Regions from separate parts of the Homo sapiens genome. Here region 1 is linked to region 2. The links are chromatin loops, found by intact Hi-C in ENCODE. Cell type or tissue: sigmoid colon. All regions are shown on one strand. Links, peaks and the distances in the headings refer to the core of each region. The heading gives the core; the rest is flanking DNA.

The links. A loop is a pair of places that touch in the nucleus more often than their neighbours do. Peaks named below come from ENCODE experiments on the same cell type or tissue, not always from the same donor. Only the 100,000 strongest peaks of a DNase experiment are listed, where the experiment ranks them.
Region 1: a loop joins it to region 2, with 2.9 times the contacts of the local background. A loop is called at or near these places in 3 of 110 quality-filtered maps.

Annotation. Positions count from the first base shown.
Region 1 is chr12:80,201,652-80,209,651 of GRCh38, reverse strand. It overlaps OTOGL (otogelin like), which reads right to left. Exons shown (of 59, transcript NM_001378609.3): 2 at 142-239. The coding sequence starts at 220. Among named protein-coding and RNA genes, the nearest start is that of OTOGL, 110 kb to the right of the region's middle. In sigmoid colon, for the core only: no CTCF peak of the experiment used is centred there; no DNase peak of the experiment used is centred there.
Region 2 is chr12:79,549,191-79,565,378 of GRCh38, reverse strand. It overlaps the pseudogene NOP56P3. Among named protein-coding and RNA genes, the nearest start is that of PPP1R12A-AS2, 130 kb to the left of the region's middle. In sigmoid colon, for the core only: a CTCF peak has its summit at 9,656 (motif pointing left); no DNase peak of the experiment used is centred there; H3K27ac peaks cover 189 bases.

The sequences.
Region 1 (8,000 bases), core at 1-8,000, 650 kb before region 2:
TTTAAAAGGTGATCTGAGTATCATTTAGTACAATTCATTCTAATGACTTCAAAGTGCTTTATAAGGGAAAACTATTTGTATAAATTGTAAGAGAAACAAAAATACAATAAATTAACATAAAAATTTAATCTGAGTTCTTACCTTGTAATGAAAACAGCAGTACATGAAGCAAGAATATACTCCAAGGTATCATTAAATTGAGTTTTCTTACAATGTTCATTTCAGTGTAGCCTTTCCCCCTGAAATGTAACCAAATTGATGGTCTTTATTATGATGGCATCTTAGAAGTATGCATATTTGTAGGGTACTCAAATTCTAATAAATATAGCTATGTAATAAAGTAATTCAAAAAGGAATTCCAGGCTTTCCAACTACATACAGCATCTGAAGCTTTAGAACTTGCAGACAACCCTTTGGCTGAGTCTCTCATTAGTGATGCATGGCAGCTTCTTACCTGAGCCCGTATTAGTTACACCCACACCTGCACATCATAGGCCTTTTTAGCCTATATCAACCTTTTACCTTCTCAAGACAGCAGCATTAAAATAAAAAGAAATATCTCTTGATATCTCCTGAAGCCACAAGAGATAACCATTATTCCTAATGGTTGATCTAATCTTTGCATTTTAGAATTTTATTCATAAAATAATTACTGTCCTTTGAAAAAGGGTGAAATAAAACCCTGTCAATCTTTCCTAGGATGTCTACATGTTCTTGAATAATTAAAAGTTTTCTTTAGGAATTAAAAAGTACACTAAAACTATGTGCATCTATTTTTAAGTCCCATTACAGTATAGTTTAACTTGACATGTTCATGGGCCCACAGATATTTCTGTTAAACATCCTGCAACAAAAGTAGCAATTTTTAAAAAAAGATAATATTCTATACTTGACTTTGAAAAGAAAATAAAGTAACTCACCCAGCCCTGAAAACTTTCCCTTCACACCCTGTTTTTCCATCCTCTGTGACAAATACCCAATTAAACAACAGACTTATTACTTCAGCAATAGGGGCACTATTCTTTAACAGGGATTGACTGCTTACATTGGCATGAGAAAAGAGCTCTAATATGTCATAATGAAATTTATAGATCTGAGCCCCACACCTTAGTGAAAACCATGCTTATATAGTGGGTGCACATTTCTACAGCAGATCCCATGAGTTAACTGCACTATTATCAAAGTCATTTAACAGACCAGTGTGCAGTAGTAAGGAATGTCTAGCCACACAGAAGTACTTTATGAAACAAAAAGGCACAGCAGTTGTTAATATCCTGTTGTACCCAGACAACTCTTCTGCAATGACTTCTGAGTCTTTTCTATTAAGTATTCTTGACATCCTAACTAATGTTACATGGTCCAACATTCATTATATAAACAGTTTCCTGTTTGTGTTCCAAATCCAATAATCATTTACTCTTGCTCTAGATAACCATAATTCCTTTCCATTGCCGAAATAATAGCTAATTCCATGAGCCAACAGATGTTTGTCTATAAAGGAAAAAGCTTAAGCATGAAAATACATCCAAATTTCACTAAAATTATAAAGTAGTTATGTGACTGTCCCCCCTCCAGCACACACACATGTACACACACATTCACACTCATTTTGAATTTTTAATGAATAGGTTTAATTAATTGAAGTACAGTATGTGTTTAATATTATTTATTAAAAGGTTACTAGTCTCTTACTCTTGAACTAATTAGACAATCATATAAATCTAACATAATTAACTTATGTATAATTACATTCCAAATATTAGTTCAAAAATATATATTTACTCAACCACAGGCAAAACTATAAAATATTTTAGATTCTTAAGAATATGTGACTACAAAGTAAATTAAAAGACTAAGGTTGAAATCTGTTTAGAAGACAATACTTTTCCCCAACAAAATATTTTTAATTAAGGGAATTAGTTTATGCAGAATGTTTATTGACTTTTTCTGGAAAGAGTTGAAATGTATATAACCAATATGCATTACTAAGTCCACTCCTCATTTTACAATAGTTTCTCTTGCCTTCACAGTTTCCCATATAACTTAACCTACACTATGAAAAATCTATAAATCATACTTCAGGATTATTTTTCCTAATCTAGTAACTGTTTGACTTTTTGCTTGACTTAAAAATTTCCAAAAGTCAGGGCTGGGCGTGGTGGCTCAGGCCTGTAATCCCAGCACTTTGGGAGGCCGAGCCAGGGGGATCACCTGAGGTCGGGAGTTTGAGACCAGCCTGACCAACATGGAAAAACCCCGTCTCTACTAAAAATACAAAACAAAATAGCTGGGAGTGGTGGCGCATACCTGTAATACCAGCTACTTAGGAGGCTGAGGCAGGAGAATCACTTGAACCTGGGAGGCGGAGCTTGTGGTGAGCAGAGATCGTGCCATTGCACTCCAGCCTGGGCAACAAGAGTAAAACTCCATATCAAAGAAAAAAAAATTCCAAAAATAACAGCCATATGGAAAAATCTCAAGCATAAACCAAAGTTAAATTTTACAGTTCAATAAAATAAACATTTTATAATAGTTATTTCTAACACTACTAGAACTTGGTAAAAAAAGTTAGTAAGCAGCAATGTAAAGTCATGTGAAAATTATGTGTTTCTGATACAAACTTTGGTATTCGTATGTACTTAATTAAAATGTAGTAACTCTGAACTTTTCATCTCAAGTTTCATATAGTATCTTTAAAGTTTTTATTCAAAAGCATCACAGTCATTTTCACTGAATAAAGTTGAAAAGTTCAAGCCTGTATTATTTGATGTTTTTATGACTATTTTTCTATTTTGAACTATATGTATTTAAAAACTGTTAAGTGGTTTTGTCTGGTAGAATTTGACCAGGCACAGTGGCTCACGCCTGTAGTCCCAGCACTTTGGGAGGGAGCACTTCAGCTCAGAAGTTTAAGATTAGCCTGGACAACATGATGAAACTCTGCCTCTACAAAAAAAAAAAAAAATACAAAACAATTAGCTGGGCATGGTAGCATGCTCCTGTAGTCCCAGCTACTATGGAGGCTGAGGTGGAAGGATCGTTTGAGCCCAGGAGGTCAAGGTTGCCGTGAACTGAGGTCACACCACTGCACTCCAGCCTGGCAACAGAGCAAGACCCTGTCTCAAAAAATAAAGAAAAAAATAGTAGAATTTGTAAGAGGAAGCCTCAGGGTTGTTACTATTTTATAGATAGAGCAAGCTTTGGTGTATGTCTTCTCTCTGCTCCTCTTCCATCCAGGCTCATAGTAGGAAAAATGTTAGAAAAGGAGAATGAACAATGGCAAAGAGAACAATAACAAAAATCCCAAGTCCTTTTTCAACTAACTACATTATGAACTCGATATATGAAATGGTAGCCTGCATGAAAATAAGCAAAACAGACTTCCTTAAATAGCTGCAATAGAAGAGAGTTTAGATGAAAGATTAGACTCAGAGCCACAAAACACAGAATTTATGACTGTTGCTACATGTAATTATTACTGTCAAAATGTAATTGACAGCTTTTATATTTCATTCCACCCTGACAAAAGAACTTTGGCAAAAAGTAAGCCAGCCACCAGCTTGTGAAGTGATATTAAGTTCATAAGAAGTCTGAGACAACTACATAATACAAGCAATAAACAGTTCCCTTTCTGCTACAAAAGCACTGCACATTTTCCCACATGGAATATGATCTTTAGAAAGTGACACCTGACAGCCTATTGGCCTCAACCCAACACATTAAAACAACTGGCAAGAATGGGAAAATTTTTATTGAGGAGTATATATGTCAATGATAATAATGGGATATTTGTAATGAAGCTCATCATTTTTGAGGAAAGTTAATTTCTTTGGTGATTTACATAACACTCATTTTTCATCAATTGACAACAAATTTAAAGTAGATAACATTTGACTCCCGTAATATCACATTCTGCTAGTGAAATGCAAATACTCTTTACTTGTGTTACTAAACCTAACACATTTCAAGTTCATAGATTTTATCCAGAATTTATGTTATCATTTGAGCCAGCAAATAGAATCTTGTATCTTTAAAATGATGTTTGCCACTCTGAATGTAACTGTCTTATTACAAGATAGTTTGTAGTATTCTATTTGTGCTTTCTGGATGTGTGTTGCTTGGCAGTTTCTGGGATGTTTCATATAATTTTAGAAGTAGCATCTATCTTACCTTTTCTGAGTAAGGATATGATTATATTTCATAAGCAGTATCTGTGTTGGTCATGATTTCAATTTAACACTCATCCCCAGAAGTTAATGTGTTATGTTTTATAGCGACATTTGTTTTTCAACTTGCTGTGATGCCGTTGATTTGTAATATCTAATTGATACCTTGAAAGAAGTAATGTTTCTTCAACTAAAGTTTTCTCTTGTCAACATTTTAGCATCGAGTTCAGTTTCTGCAGCTATCTTCATTCTCTGAACTACTACAACACTTTGCACTTGTACCATATAGTGAAAATATTAATGTAAGGCACTATTTAATACCATAAAGTTGGTTTCTCATGCTTTGAATTCCTTTATATCTTCAATAATTTTTATGTACTTACTTTAGAGTTGTTGAGAAAGAATGTTATTTCAATTTTTTAGTGGCAGTAGGGGTGGTTCTAATCTTGTTGTTTGTTGTTCGTTTCTCTCACTTAGGATAGATGACTTCATGGATTTTGTAATTTTGAATTTGGGGTCCATGTCTGGCAGGGCATTTTATATGGGAATCCTTTACCACCAAAGTTGAGTATGTTCCCCTCCAAAAAAGATTTTGTACCAACTTCTGCCAAGTGCTCCAGGAAGCTTCATGTTAATTTCTCAGCTTAAGGGTTCACAGACCACAGAATATAAATTCAAATCCCAAACATAAAGTAAAGTAAACCAAGTCCAGTTTCTGTTTTGTTTCTGGTCTCTGGTAATATTCCTTACATTCTAGTGAACTTATTCAACCATTTACATGGTTGACTATTTTATTAAATTCCGTACTTCCAAGTACTTTATACTTGGAAGATTTTTATATCATGTAATCTGCCATATTATTAAAACCAAACCACCAAGCATCAAAAATTACACGCTTTTATTTTCTAGGTTACTTTATATATTTTCTTTCTTACTTTTTCAACTTAATTACAACTTACTTAGCTTACTTACAAACAAACGTTCTTCAAAATAAATAACTGTAAATTTGTAAAGAAAGCGTGCTATACTTGGATCCAATTATTTAAACTATAAAACAAAACCTGTCAAATCCCAAAATGTCGTGATTGGATGACTTCATACAACACCAAGGTTCCAAATCAGACACCTGGCAATCTGATTTATGACAAGAGCCACTGGAGTGTCAAACGTTAGCCTATCATCTTCTGCTTCCCCTATATTGGCAAGATTGATATGGAAAACTGCTTTTGGAGATATGGCATTACTGTGATATTCAACACAGCACAAATCAGTATGAAAACATAACTTAGAAGGAATTATGCCCTTCGTTTGAATTGAGAGTCAAAAAAAGCTTGATCAGCCCACAAAAAAGGTTTCCCCTTTATCTTGACATGACCTCTTCCCATACCCCCAGCGTGAATTAGAGTCTTACTGAGTTACATGCAAAATTGTTATCATTATCTCCCAAAAGCTGCAGTGAAAATATACTAGTTCCCTTGGAAGGTTTTCTTCAGTCTTCTCTTCTAACAAGATAAACTTATCAGCTTTACTGAGAATGCAGAGGTGATTCTTAAACTTTGGTGTGTGTAAGAATTACCTAGCGAACCTATTAGAAGCACAGATTCCCAAACCATCCTTCACGGCATCTCATATTTTCTCATCAAGTCTAAGGGGTTTAGGCATCTGCATTATGATAAAAAGAGAATCTAGCTTCTTGAGAAAATTAAATACTAGTTCATTCTAGTAAGAAAAAGAAGTCCAGGCAAATTACAAATGTGAGAGTGCTGACAGATTCCACTGGAGGGGAAAGAAACAGAGGATGGAAAAATCTCACTACCCGCTACTGAGCAGTTTGCTGTTCAGGAAAATGAAGTAGATGTGTTATTTAATTTTGGTACTCTTACCTCGCTCTTTATGCAAAGAAACTCCTCCCACTCACAGCTTCTGTTCCATTGGCAACACATCTTTATGACCCTCACTATGATTGGTGGAATAATGGTGCTGCCCTCCACCCCCTCAACAAAGATGTCTGTGTCTTAATTTCCAGAATCTGTGAATTTTACTTAACATAACAAAACAGCCTTTACAGATATGATTAAGGATTTCAAGATGGGGAGATTATCCTGGATTATAAGTGTGGGCCAGATAAAGGGTCCTTATAAGTGAAAAAAAAAAAATTTGAAGATGGAAAAAGCAGTCAGAAATGAGGCATACACCTTCTAGAAGCTAGAAAAGGCAAAAACAGATTCTCCACTACAGCTTCCAGACAAATACAGTCCTGCCAACCTCTTGATGTTAGCCCAGTGAAACCTATTTCAGCCTCCTGGTATCCAGATCTATAAGATAATTTTCCATTGTTTTAAGCTATTAAATTTGTGGTAATTTGTTACAGCAGTAAAGAAAATGAATGCATTCACACTCTGGCCACCAGGAATAGGCACTTGATGCTAAGCAAAATAACATATTAGTAGTCCTAACACTTATCTAATTCTCATTCTCAGGTATTGAAATGTAAATCACAGGGATAAAGGTCATGTGTTGACATAAGGTTGTGGGCCCTGGAGCTTTGTGGTCCAGCAGAAGTGGAGATGGCAACTATTTTTTAGTCATGTGCATGCTATTAAATAACCAAAAAAAGAGCTATTCTGCAGAAAGAAGTAGGAGAATGGAGCAGATGTTCAGAAGGAAGCAAAGACAAGCGGTGGTTCCCATGACTACCTCTATCCAGTAACTCTTGGTTCTGTTTCTCTGGAGAACCCTGACTAATAACATGTCCTTCTGCTGAGGGGTACTATGAATTAGATGGGGGTCTACTAATCCAAGGTTCCCAAATCATCCATTTAGACATAGAAAAAAATGGAGAATTGGAATGCATACATGCAAAAAAATAAAGGTACATTTTCCCAGAAAAACCTCCTTGAAAGATACCAGACAGGCTGGGCGCGGTGGCTCAGGCCTGTAATCCCAGCACTTTGGGAGGCCAAGGCAGGCGGATCACCTGTGGTCAGGAGTTTGAGACCTGTCTGGCCAACATGGTGAAACCCAGTCTCTACTAAAAATACAAAAAAATTAGCCAGGCGTGGTGTCGAGTGCCTGTAATCCCAGCTACTCGGGAGGCTGAGGCACGAGAATTGCTTGAACCTGGGAGGTGGAGGTTGCAGTGAGCTGAGATCACACCATTGCACTCCAGCCTGGGCAACAGAGTGAGACTCCTTCTCAAAAAAAAAAAAAAAAAATTAAAGAAAAGATACTAGACAAGAGGACAGATAAAGGTTGTAAGTGAAAACCCGAACGGGAACAGAAATGAAGTGCTGTGAAGTGATCTCAATACCACCAAGCCTTCTGCTGAGTCCAGCTCACTCTTCTGCTATGAGGAGTCAGAACTAAGAGAACCTGTGAGTTAGATTTCTATTAAGTGCTCTATTGGTGGGAGTCAGGGAAACTTCAATGACACAGGGAAGTTCTGACAGGATTGGAGATCTGTCAGGCTCTTTTTGGCACTGAGTGGCTTCAGGATAAAAGCATTCATTTAAGAATCAGATGGTAGAATGCAGACAGCAGCAGGCAGGAATGCTTTTGGATTGATTAGGTTATTATTCCCAGTTCTTCATTCATTGCCTCCCTGACATAGAATTATAGATATGCCTTTGCTCTTCTAGGTACCTTTATTATACCTCCTAGTGAGGTAGAAAAATTATATTTTCCCTGCTTGTTGATGTTTGAATTGGCCAACTGACTTTCTCTGGCCAGTGTAATGATAGCAGGCATAACTTCTGCAGAGGCTTGCTATGTGATTGAGAGTTTTGGATGGTTCTCTTTCATTTATGAAATCCATTAGAAGTATATGTCCTGGGT
Region 2 (16,188 bases), core at 5,037-13,036:
GGCCACAGGTGGAGCTGCCTGCCAGTCCCACGCCGTGTGCCCACACTCCTCAGCCCTTGGGCGGTCGATGGGACCAGGTGCCATGGAGCAGGGGGCAGCACTCGTCGGGGAGGCTCAGGCCATGCAGGAGCCCACGGCGGGGCGGGGGTGGGGGAGGCTCAGGTATGGCAGGATGCAGGTCCCCTGCCCCACGGGGAGGCAGCTAAGGCCTGGCAAGAAATCGAGTGCAGGGCCGGTGGGCTGGCACTGCTGGGGGACCCAGCGCACCCTCCGCAGCTGCTGGCCCGGGTGCTAAGCCCCTCACTGCCTGGGGCCGCTCCGAGTGCAGGGCCCGCCGAGCCAACACCCACCCAGAACTCTAGCTGACCCGCAAGCACTGCCTGCAGCCCTGGTTCCCACCTGTGCCTTTCCCTCCACACCTCCCCGCAAGCTGAGGGAGCCAGCTCTGGCCTCGGCCAGCCCAGAGAAGGGCTCCCGCAGTGCAGCGGCAGGCTGATGTGCTCCTCAGGCGTGGCCAGAATGGGTGCAGAGGCCGGGGAGGCACTGAGAGCGAGTGAGGGCTGCGAGGGCTGCCAGCACGCTGTCACCTCTCACTCTGCTCAGCATAAACATGAGATGTTTACTTGTGATTATGTGAAATTTGTGGAATATAAGAAATAAAGTTTAATCTCTAAGTTCAGGGCCAGGCAGGGTGGTGCACACCTATAATCAATCCCAGCATTTTGAGAGGCGAACACAGGCAGATCACTTGAGCCCAGGAGTTTGACATCAGCTTGGGCAGCATGATGAAATGCTATCTCTAATAAAATTACAAAAAATTAGCTGGGCATGGTGGTACATGTCTGTGGTCCCAGCTACTCGGGAGGCTGAGGTGGGAGTATTGCTTGAGCCTGGGAGGTGGAGGTGGCAGTGAGTGGAGATTGTGTCACTGCACTGCAGCCTAGGTGACAGAGTGAGACCCTGTCTAAAAAAAAAAAAATTCAGACCTAGTAGGAACTATTTTTCCATGAGTGAGATTAAACAGAAGAAGCAGGAAACAGAGTCTTTTTAACTATTAATAAAAATATTGGGGACTTTTAATACAGATTGATAGGGATTACCAAAGATAATACAGATTTAAAGAGGTAGATGAATTTTCTGGACAGTGAAAAGATGACCAAGACATTAAACAGAAAAAGACATTTAAAAGGCACACTTTTTTTGAGACAGGGTCTTACTTAAATTGTCACCCAAGTTGGAGTGCACTGGCACAATCTCAGCTCACTGCAGCCTTCACCTCCCAGGCTCAAGTGATCTTCATGCCTCAGCCCCCACAAGTAGCTGGGACTACAGGCTCTTGCCATCATGCCCAGCTAATTTTTGTATTTTTTGTAGAGTTGGGGTTTCCCCTTGTTGCCCAGGCTGGTTTTGAACTCCTGAGCTCAAGCAATCCATCCACCTTGGCCTCCCAAACTGTTAGGATTACAGGCGTTTTGAGCCTCTGTGCCAGGCCTAGAAAAAACGCCTTTTAAAATATTATTCCCCATTGAAAAAAAATTCAGTGTCCAAAGGAAACAGCTATTTCTAAAATAGTTGCTGCTATCTCTAGAAATAAAACTAGAACATCCCTTTTTTCTTCTTGATTTGCATCCCTTTTGATGTATATTCCAGTACTACATTGGTAGAGGGAAGCTTTTCAGGACTGTCAGCTAATGGTACAGAAATAATTGATTTTTGTTATCTGAATGCATTTCCCTTGAGAAAGGCTGTAGGAGGTATTCAGATACCTGTTGAATAAGTGAATACAGGAATGAATGAGTGAGAGACCTTGTCTATTGTACTTATGCTGACTCATCTAAGTTTTATGACTTTTAGCAAGTTACTTTACATACTGACGGCTCTATTTCCTTGTCTGTAAGGTGGAGTTTATAATACCTATTGCATATTTAGTAAACTTTTGTTGAATATTTCACATAAGCACTAGATCAAACTCAGATCTACTGAGTCGTTTTTTGGGGTGTGGGTTATAGATCTTTGTTCTCTTAATAGATCTTTGTCCTCTTAATAGGATCTACTCAAGGTTCTCATGCACCCAAAGTTTGAAAATTACTCATTTAAACTCTACTATTTATTGGGCAGGCAACTATAGATGCCCAAGGCAGGACTAACATGAATCAGATTGTTTCTGTCTTCGGTAAGTTTACATTTAGTCAGAGTATAGAAATAATGTGAACAAGCACAGAGTAAGAAGAGATTATTTCCCTTAAGGACTAGCAGGACTTCTTAACAATCTAGGATTGGTAAGGATTAAGTAAAATAATAGATTTTAAAAATGCATAGCCCAATATAAATCACATGGTAAATGCAGAACTATTGCTATTATTTCCACATACGCTTTTGTGTCCAGAATTGGTGGGTTCTTGGTCTCGCTGACTTCAAGAATGAAGCCGCAGAACCTCGTGGTGTTACAGTTCTTAAAGATGGTGTGTCTGGAGTTTGTTCCTTCTGATGTTCAGACATGTTTGGAATTTCTTCCTTCTGGTGGGTTCATGGTCTCGCTGGCTTCATGAGTGAAGCTGCAGACTTTTGCGGTGAGTGTTACAGCTCTTAAGGCAGCACATCTGGAATTGTTCATTCCTCCCGTCCAGAGTTGTTCATTCCTCCCGGTGGGTTCGTGGTCTCACTGACCTCAGGAGTGAAGCTGTAGACCTTCGCAGTGAGTGTTACAGCTCATAAAGGCAGTGTGGACCCAAAGAATGAACAGCAGCAAGATTTATTGCAAAGAGCGAAAGAACAAAGATTCCATAGTATGGAAGGGGACCTGAGTGGGTTGCTGCTGCTGGCTCGGGCAGCCTGTTTTTATTCCCTTATTTGGCCCCACCCACATCTTGCCGATTGGTCCATTTTACAGAAAGCTGATTGGCCAATTTTATAGAGAGCTGATTGGTCCGTTTTGACAGGGTGCTGATTGGTGCATTTAGAATCCCTGAGCTAGACACAAAAGTTCTCCATGTCCCCACTAGATTAGCTAGACACGGAGCACTGATTGGTGCATTTACAAACCTTGAGCCAGACACGGGGTGCTGATTGGTGCACTTACAATCCCTGAGCTAGACACAGAGTGCTGATTGGTGCATATACAATCTTCTAGCTAGACATAAAAGTTCTCCAAGTCCCCACTAGATTAGCTAGACACAGAGCATTGATTGGTGCGTTTACAAACCTTGAGCTAGACACAGGGTGCTGATTGGTGCATTTACAAACCTTAAACTAGACACAGAGTGCTGATTGGTGCATTTACAAACCCTGAGCTAGACACAGAGTGCTGATTTGTGCATTTTCAATCCTCCAGCTAGACATAAAAGTTCTCCAAGTCCCCACCTGATTCACGAGCCCAGCTGGCTTCGCCTAGTGGATCCCGCACCAGGGCCACGGGTGGAGCTGCCTGCCAGTCCCATGCCGTGTGCCTGCAATTCTCAGCCCTTGGGTGGTCGATGGGACCAGGCGCTGCGGAGCAGGGGGCGGCACCCATCGGGGAGGCTCGGGCCATGCAGGAGCCCACGGTGGGGAAAGCAGGGGGCATTCTTTGGGCATGACGGGCTGCAGGTCCTGAGCCCTGCCCCGCAGGGAGGCGGCTGAGGCCCGGCGAGAATTTGAGCACAGCTTGGGCGGGCCAGCAGTGCTGGGGGACCTGGCACACTCTCCACAGCTGCTGGCCCGGGTGCTAAGCCCCTCACTGCCTGGGACCGGTGGCACTGGCCGGCTGCTCCAGGTGCGGGGCTGCCAAGCCTGCACCCACCCAGAACTCACGCTGGCCCGCGTACGCCACACGCAGCCTGAGTTCCCGCCCACGCTGCTCCCTCCACAGCTCCCTGCAAGCAGAGGGAGCCGGCTCCAGCCTTGGCCAGCCCAGAGAGGGGCTCCTACATTACAGCGGCAGGCTAAAGGGCTCCTCAAGCGCGGCCGGAGTGGGCACCGAGGCCAAGGAGGCACCAAGAGTGAGCAAGGGCTGCCAGCACACTGTCGCCTCTCACTTTGACTACCTACTCCATATGTTACTTCTTAATTTGTAACTTCTATTATATATTTTCAAGAAATCTTCTCCAGCCAGTCAACTTATGAATTTCTTTGGGTGACTAGACTGCCTTTTCTGAAAGATTTTTGCAATTTTTTTTTTTTTTTTTTTTTACGGTTTTGGTGATGGGGTTCCCACGGGTGTGTTTTTTCTTTCACTTTTTGTAAATCAACTTTAGCATTTCCTCATTTTTGTTTTGTGATTCTGGCTATGCAAAAAATTTCATGAAAATAAAATTTAATCACAAATTCACGTTGTGTCTTGCTGTTATATCCTGAGACTCATTATGTGATTGAAGAAGATTGAGTTTCTAAACTGTAGACAAGAAATCCAGCCAGGCACAGTAGCTCACTACTGTAATCCCAGCACTTTGGGAGGGCCAGGCAGGAGGATCACTTGAGGCCAGGAGTTTGAGACCAGCCTTGGCAAAATAGCAAGAACTGTCTCTACAAAGCAAAACAAAACATCAGACCGGTGTGGTGGTGCATGCCTGTAGACCCAGCTACTCAAGAGGCTGAGGCAGGAGGATCAGCTGAGGTGGGAGGATTGCCTGAGCCCAGGAATTTGAGGCTGCAGTGATCCGTGATTGTGCGCCTACCCTCAGCTTAGGCAACAGAGTGAGACCCTGTCTCAAAAAAACAAACAAATCCACTAAAAAATCCATTTAGTTAACTCTTGTCAGTCAGGTTTTTCTGGTTTGTGGATTATCCAGATGCTGTGCTCTGCTTTTTACGGCTTTTCTTTTTTATTTCTTTGCTTATTAGGCATGAATAGAGGAAGAGAAAGAAGCAGATCTGATAAAATTCAGCATGGGAACTGAAGGAAACTGATAGCTAAAATAAGGCTCAGCTTAGAGAATTCTGCTGACGTTAAAGAGACTGTCACAGTTCTGTCTTGTTAGCAGTGGATGATCCTGGCATGGTTAGGATATCGATCAGATATTTTGACCTTTGATTCTGCCATTAACATACTGTGTAACCTGTGCAAACCAGTCTATTTGTGTAATAGGGAAAATGGCTACATAATATTGGATTCAGGGTCCAAAGGGATATCAGTAAAAAGAATTTAAGGAATTTAATGAATGTGTACACAATATTCTAGATACTAAACAAGCTTTAAAAAAAGTACCTTGTATGTTAACTATTGCGTGAGACAAAACTGAAATGAACTTTTCCTCTCTTTTTTCAGAATTCTTATACCAGTAGTACTAGGAAATATATACCAATTTTAGATTTAATGATTTTGTACTGGTTATAACATTTGAAGGACAATTTTTTATACCCATTTAATAGTGTATACAAACTGAGACACAGAATTTGAGAGATTTACCCAAGGTTTTCTAGTTAAGTAATGCTGAAATGGGGACTAAAATCATTTTTCTAATTTTCTGCTCATCAAATGACATGCTGTAACTAAACAGTGAACATTTTTGTTCTATTTATTGAAGTCTAATGTATTTATAGTCTCATGTTTGTATTATGTGTTTAATTTTTGTTTTTAAGCCAAATGGGGCAGATGATCTGTTCTTAAAGCAAAACCAAAGATTGAGGACTATGCAGGAATCTCTTGAATCATAAGGAGGAATTTTTTTTTTTTTTTTGAAACAGTTTCGGGCTCTGTTGCCCCAGGCTGGAGTGCAATGGTGCCATCTTGGCTCACTGCAACCTCTGCCTCTGGGGCCTAAGCTATCCTCCCACCTCAGCCTCCGAAGTGACTGGGACTACAGATGCACACCACCATGCCCAGCTAATTTTTGTATTTTTTTTGTTGAGATTGGGTTTTGCCATGTTGCCTAGGCTAAGGAGGAATTTTATATATGTGTACAGCTTTATAGTCCCAACCCCTAGAACAAAATACACAAAAGCTTAAATTTTAAACTAAATATTAATTGAGGAAAAGTAGAAAAGAACAGTGATCAGATAGTCTTAAGATTTGAATTCACCACTTAGAAAAAGGGACTTTGGACATATCATTTCCCTTTCCTGAGCCTCCACTTCCTGATCTTCAAAGTGGTCATAATAATTCCTCTCTTATTTCATGAGGGTGATTTGTGTGTGTGTGTGAATTTGTTTTTATTGGGGAACTGGACATGGTAGGAAATGTCGTCTTGGGCTATGGTATGCCCCGCCTCCCAGAGAATGTCCATTTGCATTCTAATCTTCCTGGGCTTCTTTATGGAACATTTTCTTCTTGGAGCTGCTCTTGCTGCCAGCAGCCTCTTCAGGTCCACTGCTGACAGGCTCCTCTTTGGAGAATTTCGTCTTTTTCTTGGAGACACTTCTGTTGCCTGCCTCTTCGGGGTCATTAACTGTTTCCGTCTTGGGTGAAGACTTCTTCCTCTTGAGAAGACTGGTGCTGCCAGCAGTCTCTTCAAGATCACTACTCATCAACTCCTCCTTGGAAAAAGATTTCTTTTTCTTGGGTTTGGAGAAAGAGATAGATGGGTCTTCTGTTTTCTCCTGAGGAACCTCCTGGGGCTTTTGCTTTTTCTTCTTTTTGGGTTTTTCACTCGTCTCCTCACACCTCTCTGGAGTACTACTGCTGTCAGGGTGATTTTGAGGACCAAAAACATTGTGAACGTTTGTCACATAAGCTGTAACAACATTAGTGACTTATCACTGGTATAAGACCATATGTAGCTATTATATTAGCTCTTTCACATTGTTAGCAAACAAAATTCTTTATTCTTTAGAAGTAAACCTTGACTTCAGAAGGTCTAAAATCCCTTGGATTAAAAGAATCTAAAAGCTACTCGTTGCCAAAATTAAAGGGGATGTTTTAAATTCAGCTTCCAAATTACCAAAAAATAAAAGCAGATAAAAACTAAAGTTTATGTTCACAGATTTTACAACATACAGAAAAAATCCTGTGGTAATGGGAGACTGGCTTCAGTGCAGAACTGAGCACCAGAAAGCAAATACTCTCCTGAAGTTTCTGCTGTTGTTAAAACTCATGACTATGAGAGGTCTATGTATAATTGTTGAATGAATGAATGAGCGAACGAATGATGAGTGAATGTGAATGCATCTGCTTCTCTGTTGGCTGCTTTTCCTGTTAGGAGACTTGATCTTTTAGCATTCAAATTCCACAAGAAACATCTTAAGCAAGTTATGTCTTTGGGTGAATTTGTTTCCAGGCTTGCATGTGTTTTTCACATTCTTTTTTTGGCCTGCAGTCTTACTCTGTGACCCCTTTCGTAGCTTCCAGTAGGTCATTCAGTTGGGACCCAAGGAAGTCAGTAAATTAAACTTGATTTGTAATGGAATACATAGGGTGTGTGGCTTGGATTAGAATCAAATTAGGTTTGGCTAATCTTATTTTGGTTTAATCTATGTGGGAAAGAATAGAACTAGAGGAAAAACAAATAAACAGAAAATAGGGAAACTATTCTTGTATAATGATAAGCAATTTTTGTAAGGAATAGTTCAGGGCCAAAACCTAACTTATTTTTATTGGAAGCCTGGGGACAAGATTCAGCAGAGGAATTTAAATTAGTTTCTCCAGTCATCATAGTTGGTATTTACTTTTCTAGCTTTCCCAAGCCAGGATCTCTAGGCTTTTAAAATGTGGATGCTCTATAGAGAAGGCACATTATTATTAATATAGTTCATGTTTTCAAATTTTTTCCAGGGCTCTGGAAATGGATAAGCCCAGTTTTTGGAAACCTTAGCAAATAGGCAGGCAAAAAACATTCTGATGCTGAGTTTATAGTTGAATTATCCAGACTTGGTCTTGAATTTCTCATGCAGGCCTAAGTAGAAGAAATGTTGAGAAAGTGCAGAAAGGTTCTATACTAATAATTTCTTTAAGGTGATCTTTTTTCCCCTCTTCAGTTATTTGCAGCTTGCAAGGTGTTAGACCATGGAAGATTTAACCTTGGTGTTCAGAGTTCAGGAAATCTCCTCTCTGACCTGGGTGAGCACATTTGAATAAAAAGGGAAATTTCTTCAAAGCTACTGGGGAAGGAAGAAGCAAGTGAAGCCATAAAGAGTGAGAGCCCTTTAATTTAGAGTTCTCACTGGGGCCTGGAGAAAATCATGAATGAGAATCCTTCTTGAAGAGAATTCCCTGTGATTGCTTAGTTAGTGCTTACAAAAGAAAGACTCAAGACTAAACATTCAGAAGGTGCTGGAATGTAATAACATTTGTTCCTGACAATTGAATTTCCTCTCTCATGGAAGTCATTGTTTTGCTCATTTAATAGAGAAAACTGAGTTTCAGTTAAAAGGGGGAAAAGTCATTACATTATTTCTAATTTTACATATTTTGACCTGTGGATTAAAGGTCTGAATTAAGGTCAAAAGACATCCGGAGATACAGAATTTTCCCCATACTTGACAGGGTTCTGAGCACCATCTTCCATTGATGTTGGCTTTATTTTCCTGAGCCCATAATAGAGGGGAATAATAATGGCTTTTCACCTGTCTAAAGCAGATGACTAGACCAAATGATTTTATACAGTTGTTTTTGGCATTCAGGTTGATTCCAAAGTAGCAAATGAATTATGGCTTTGGTTATTTTTCCAGGGGCAAATCTAGTTGGTAGCAATCTTTTAAAAGTATAAATAACTTTTGACTGCTACCACAATACTTAAGTATTTTTAAAATTATTTTGTTATATTTTCGACATATAAAATGATTTTCTAAACACACACTGTAGATATAGGTTTGTAAAATAAGAAAGGTCCAAGTACCCACAGGCCAGTGCAAAAAGTAAACAGGATAGCATCATTTGATTCTGTTTTGGAATAAAATGTTATTTCATTTGTTCATGTCTGATTTTCTCAGATGGCTGTTTTTATTTGTTTTTTGTTTTTTGAGACAGAGTCTCGCTGTCACCCAGGCTGGAGTGCAATGGCGTGATCTCGGCTCATTGCAACCTCCGCCTCCCGAATTCAAGTGATTCTCCTGCCTCAGCCTCCTGAGTAGTTGGGATTACAGGTGCCCACCACTACACCTGGCTAATTTTTGTATTTTTAGTAGAGACGGGGTTTCTCCATGTTGGTCAGGCTGGTGTCGAACTCCTGACCTCTGGTGACCGCCTGCCTTGGCCTCCCAAAGTACTGGGATTATAGGCATGAGCCACCGCCCCCAGCCTGTTTGATTTTTGAAATGAGATCTTAAAATGTAAATTTACTGGCTCAGGTGTCATTGATAATGTTTAACTTAAAACAATCATTGCTAATGGGAAAATGGCTAGATAAAATTAGCCATGTTCTAATCAGTGATCTTTTGAAAATGTTTATAAAAACATGGACACATGCAGATGCCTTAAATATTTTTTGAAACAGAGATGTTTGACTAAAGCAGATTTGAAAGTGCTCCCATTGTTAGAGTTTAAAAGGGAGGATATAAAGTTGCATATCTGATAAAATCACAACTAATAATTGTAGTAGGAAGAATTAAACATTTGTCCATATGTCTCAGTAATACAATCCCCTTTCCTTTTTCTACCTGTCATATTTTCAAAATTTTATTGAGCATGTTTGTTATGATGAAAAAGTACTCATTTATTTTTAAAAATAGAGTTGCTGCCATTTTTATGATGTTCAAATTGCTGTAGCCTTTATTCCAGTTGGATTTTTAGTGTGCTTCTGCCACCTTGTGCTTTCTGAAATCCACTGCAGTGATTAGCAAAGAAGGAAACAAACTTAACAAGGTTATTTCTTTGGGGTTAAATATTACTTCATAGTATGGGAGGAGGGGGAGAGGGATACATGAAAGATATAAAATGTGTGTGTGTGTAGAGAGAGAGAGAGAAATCTTTCCAAAGTTCTGACGATTGTTTACTATATTAGATCAGTGTTAACATTATATTTTATCTCTAGGAACTGCATCCTGGTTAAGGAGGAGACTAAAGACTGGGTTTTAGCGCTGATAGTAATCAACTCCTTCAGATAGGTTTTAAAACACATTTTGATACCTTCGATCCTTGCCTGTTTTTAAACTGTTTCTGTCTGCATAAAAACCTGAACAAAACACTTGTACCTAGAAAGCTCTAGGTAGCTTTTAAAACATGTTTCTTTACATTAAATGGCCTGCTGTGTTAACATGAACTCTTTCCACATTATCATTCCAGACAACATTCCATTTGTTCAGAGCATCAAACTATTTATATGGTCTGCTGCCTTGCAGTTATGCTGATTCTAGAAAGGAGAGCCTTTACCTGGAACTTTGGCCTTCCTGCTTGAGCATAAACAAGCCTGATTTGATGACTTGTCTGAGGAGCTCTCAGATCTTTCCTTTTAGGAATTAATTTAAATAAGTCTAACTTTTTGGTTTTGTTTGTTTGTTTGTTTTTGAGACAGCGTTTCACCCTTGTCACCCAGGCTGGAGTACAATGGCGTGATCTTGGCTCACTGCAATCCCCGCCTCCCGGGTTTGAGCAGTTTTCCTGCTTCAGCCTCCTGAGTAGTTGGGGTTACAGTCACCTGCCACCATGCCTGGCTAATTTTTGTATTTTTAGTAGAGACAGGGTTTCACCTTGTTGACCAGGCTGGTCTCAAACTCCTGACCTCAGGTGATCCACCTGCCTTGGCCTCCCAAAGTGCTGGGATTACAGGCATGAGCCACTGCGCCCAGCCCTAAATACATTTGGCTTTGAAATGGTATTTTAAGGAACCATGGATACAAATAACTTATGTTTGTCAACTAGCAAATACCTATTTCTAGGAAAATATGGAATAGTCCTCCTAGCTCACTAAAATTTTGACAGTAGCAGGCCTCACCCTTTGGTGTCATGCTTGCATTGAAGAATTATGATTGTGAGAGGTGACAACGTGCTAGCAGCCCTCCCTTGCTCTCAGCACCTCCTCAGCCTCGGTGTCCGCTCTGGCCACACTTGAGGAGCCCTTCAGCCCATCGCTGCACTGTGGAAGCCCCTCTCTGGGCTGGCTGAGGCCGGAGCCGGCTCCCTCTGCTTGCAGGGAGGTGTGGAGGGAGAGGCCCAGGCAGGAACCGGGGCTGCACGTGGCGCTCACAGGCCAACGTGAGTTCTGGGTGGGTGCAGGCTCAGTGGGCCCCGCACTGGGAGCGGCGGGCAGCACCGCTGGCCCTGAGCAATGAGGGGCTTAGCAACCAGGCCAGCAGCTGCAGAGGGGTCACCGGCTCCCCCAGCACTGCCAGCCTGCCCGTGCCATGCTCAAATTCTTGCTGGGCCTCAGCTGCCTCCCTGTGGGGCAGGGCTCAGGACCTGCAGCCTGCCATGCCCGAGTCCCTGGCCTGAGCCTCCCCAATGGGTGCCACTCCCTGCTCCACAGCGCCCCGTCCCATTGACTGCCCAAGGGCTGAGGAGTGCAGGTGTGTGGCGCGGGACTGGCAGGCATCTCCACCTGTGGCCCTGGTGCAGGATCCACTAGGCGAAGCCAGCTGGGCTCCTGAGTCGGATGGGGACTTGGAGAACTTTTATGTCTAGCTGGAGGATTGTATATGCACCAATCAGCACTCTGTGTCTAGCTCGGGGTTCATGGATGCACCAATCAGCACTCTGTACCTAGCTAATCTGGTGGGGACTTGGAGAACTTTTAGGTCTAGCTTGAGGATTGTAAATGCACCAATCAGCACTTTGTGTCTGGCTCAAGGTTTGTAAATACACCAATCAGCACCCTGTGTCTAGCTCAAGGTTTGTGGATGCACCAATCAGCACTCTGTATCTAGCTAATCTGGTGGGGACTTGGAGAACTTATATGTCGAGCTAGAGTATTGTAAATGCACCAGTCAGCACTCTGTGTCTAGCTCAGGGATTGTAAACGCACCAGTCAGCACCCTGTGTCTAGCTCAAGGTTTGTAAATGCACCAATCAGTGATCTGTGTCTAGCTAATCTAGTGGGAACTTGGAGAACTTTTACATCTAGCTAGAGGATTGTAAATACACCAATCAGCACTCTGTCTGGCTCAGGGATTGTAAACGCACCAATCAGCACCCTGTCAAAACAGACCAATCAGCTCTCTGTAAAATGGACCAATCAGCAGGATGTGGGTGGGGCCAAATAAGGCAATAAAAGCTGGCTGCCCCAGCCAGCAGGGGCAACTCAGTCCGGACCCTTTCCACACTGTGGAAGTTTTGTTCTTTTGCTCTTGGCAATAAATCTTGTTGCTGCTCACTCTTTGGGTCTGCACTGCCGTTATGAGCTCTAACACTCACCGTGAAGGTCTGCAGGAGGCCAGCAAGACGATGAACGCACCGGGAGGAATGAACAACTCCAAACGAGAGGAACGAACAACTCTAGACGGACCGCCTTAAGAGCTGTAACACTCACCGTGAAGGTCTGCAGCTTCACTCCTGAAGCCAGCGAGACCACGAACCCACCAGAAGGAAGAAACTCCAGACATGTCCGAACATCAGAAGGAACAAACTCCGGACACGCCATCTTTAAGAACTGTAACACTTACCACGAGGGTCCGCGGCTTCATTCTTGAAGTCAGCGAGACCAAGAACCCACCAATTAGGAACACAATTGTAACTATAGGATTGTGATGCAAAGAGTACAGAGACTACATTTATTGAGCACCTACTAAAGGGCAGGCCTGGTGCAAGGCTTTTTTACATCTGTAATCACATATAATCCTTAGCACAAAACTGAGATATGTTACTATCTTCCTAATTTCACATTCAAAAAACTGAGATCAGAGGTTAAGTATATCTTATCACATAAGCTTGGAAATGGCAGGGCAGGAATTTGAACTTAGGTGCTTCTGACTCAAATCCATACTCTTACAGTAGACTATCTCTCTGTTGCACATGGTGAGGATCTTTATGTTCATTGTGGAGGGAAAAGGGAGCCCAAGTCTAGAGATTGAGTATAAAGTTTGGGCCAAAAGCAGGAGTAGAGTCTGCTGGAAGACTCGCTAGCAGCCTTAGCATTGGCACCACCTCCTTACTAAAACCACATCTTGCTTCCTGGCAGAGCCTAGTACTGTTATAGTTGGCAGAGCATTACAGGGAGCTTGGAAGAACTTCCCCGGTACCTTCCAATTTTCCCTATTTGGTCAGTTCAGACTTGCGTTAGTGCAATAACCTCCTAACCAATCTCTTGGCCCCTATGCTTGCTTTACCTCCAGTCTGTTCTTCGCGTTGCACTTAGAACAACCTTTCCGAAGAACAGACCAGATCTTGTCATTCCTGTGCTTTAGCTCTTTCAAGGGTTTCCTGTTATAATTAGGATAAAGTAGAAATTCTTTAGCATGGTTGGTTTGCTCCTTCTATCCCTAGCCTTACTTCTCTCCACTGTGAACACCATGTTTCAGCCCAGCAGGACCACTATTCCTCCAAATGTACCATGTGCTCTCTCCCCTCTGCCGTGGGCATATTCTGCTGTTCCTTTAACATTGATCCATTCTTCCTCCTTTTCCTTCTTACTCCTACTTGTCTTCTGTGATCACTGCTTAAAAGTCATTTTTTTCAGAAAGCTTTTCTGAACCTCTTCTCCAACACTACCCCCACACATGTAGACTAGCACGCTCTAATATGGCCATCATCTTATTGTATTATAATTACCTTGTCTTATTGATATAATTTACATAACATAAAAGTCACTCTTTTAAATTGTACAATTCAGTGGTTTTTAATATATTTACAAGGTTATGCAATCACTATATAATTTGAGAACATTTTCATCACTCCTAAAAGAACCCACATACACACCCATTGACAGCCACTCCGTGTTTCCCCTTCCCCCAATCCCCTGACAATTATTAATCTACTTTTTATCTCTATTTATTTCCCTAGTCTGGACATTTTATGTGAATAGAATCATACCATATTTGTCCCTTTGTGTCTGTCTTCTTGCACTAAATATGTTTCTAAGGTTCATCCATGTTGTATTATGTATCAGTACTTCATTTCATTTTATGGTTGAAATATTCCATTGTATGTATGTACCACATTTTGTATATCCATTCGTCAGCTGATGGACATTTGGATTGTTTCCACTTTTTGAGTATTAATAAATAATGCTTCTATTAACATTTGTGTACAAGTTTTTGTATGGCCATGTTTTCAATGGTCTTGAGTATGTACCTAGCAGTGACACTGCTACATTGTATGGTTATTCTGATTCTGTATTGAGCTTTTGGAGGACTTTTCTAGAGTAGCCGCATCATTTTACATTGACACCAACACTGTATGAGGGTTCTGATTGTTTAGTGTCCTCACCAACACTTCTTTCTTTCCTTTTTTTCCTCCTCTCTCTCTCTCTTTTATCATGGCCATGCTAATGGGTATGACGTTACAATTGCCTTTTTACTGGTTTGTTTCCTTCATGACTCTGAACTGTGAAGGCAAGGACTGTGCTAGATCTGGTTTATTATTGTACTCCAGTGCCTAAAACATTGGGTACTCAACAAATATCTACAAAATGGGTGAGAAGACCTACAGCTTTCCTAGTTGCTTTGCTTCTATAAATCCAGGAAATATAGGGGCTAGAATTGGAAAAGATATTCTGGCTGCCAGTCCACAGCACTGTTCACCAGAGTGCCATAGGATTTTAATAACCACACTAAGTAAATGGTTCCATGGCTTTAATAGTTTTACCTAAGAAGTTCCCTGTGTGGAGAATGGCGTGAGTTCTCATTTAACTAGCTCAAAATGGGGAAGAACATACTCAACTCTGCTGGCATTTTAATCTGATTCCGGGGAGTCTTTCTATTCCAAACACCTTTTCTGAGGGCATGCGAACATTTCCTAATGAGAAAGCCATTCCTTCTGAGGGAAAGTGGGGGGAAAAAAGCAAAACAAAAGTTCCTTTACTGGAAACTGATGGCCACATCAATTATACATTCAGAATAATACAGATTGAACTCAAGTTGTCAGGTACTGAAACAACTCTATTTAGCCAAGTTACAAATGGGATCTCATCGACCCTTTCATAGCTATGTGTTTTTATTTGTCCCAGTGTACCAAATCTTGGATTCTAAAAGTGATCTGGAAGAGAAAAGATGCCTTTTCCTTGATTTCCTTGATTTGTCCTGTAAACAAAGTGCCTGTAAAAGAAAAGGCCATGATGCTTTCTTGGTAGCGTCGTTGGCGCTGTGATTAGGTGACAGGTGCCCTCCGTAAAACTCTTGAATTCATCTCCACCTTCAGTCCACGTTCCACCTAGTCGGGTTTTGCTCGGTGAGGAGTAGTCTTCCATAGCATTTTCTTCTATTCACTGTGCACCCTCCTGTACCATACTTCCATCCTTGTTTGTTTTCCTGTACTTTTTCTCTCTTCACCTGCTGTGAAATACAGTGTTGGCCCAACAATAGGAGTCTTCTATGAATTGTAGTCTTTAAACCCTGGGACTAGTTTTCTGCTCTATCTTCCTTCTAGTAAATGCAGATTTGGTGAATTACAATCCCCACTTGACTAATCTCAATAAACTTTTCCTCTATTATATTTTTTCCTTCAGAAACATAGAATGTGTTCATGAACTTTTGAGGGGAGAGAATGGGAAAGATTTGGGAAAGTCTTAGGTAAATAGTACTGACCTTGTGTAAAGAGTGTTAATGTTATTATATAGCAGTGAAAATACGATAGAAAAAATAACATAGTAATCATTGTCCAAATATGGCCCACTTGAACTCTGGATGGTATTTCAGCACTGTAGGAAAATTCCAGAAATCTCTCTGCCTACAAATATTTTCCTCACCTTATCTGCCTCTGCTGATAAATGGAGGATAAGCTTGACATCAGCAAATATTTGAAGAAGTACTGTACTTGAAGAAGTACACCACCAGTGCTGGAGGCAGCAGTATTCCAGTACATGAATTGCCTGTTATGTGCTTTACCTGATTTATTGAATACTTTCTGATTTACATTTTTACCCAGATCTTCAGTCTAACTTCAATAGGTTAGTTTGCATAAATTCTTGAAATACTAATCTCAGAGAAGTCTGATGCTAGTCTGCCCCTATACAGGAGGCAGAGTGTATGCCTAGGAACACTAGTTGAACTCATAGGAAGGGAGATTCTGCCCAAAAAGTTCAAGGAGTTCTAAGATTTCTTTTTTTTTTTTTTTCTTTTTTTTGAGAAGGAGTCTCACTCTGTCTCCCAGGCTGGAGTGCAGTGGCACGATCTCAGCTCACTGCAACCTCCACCTCCCGGGTTCAAGCGATTCTCCTGACTCAGCCTCCTCTCCTGCCTCAGCTGGGATTA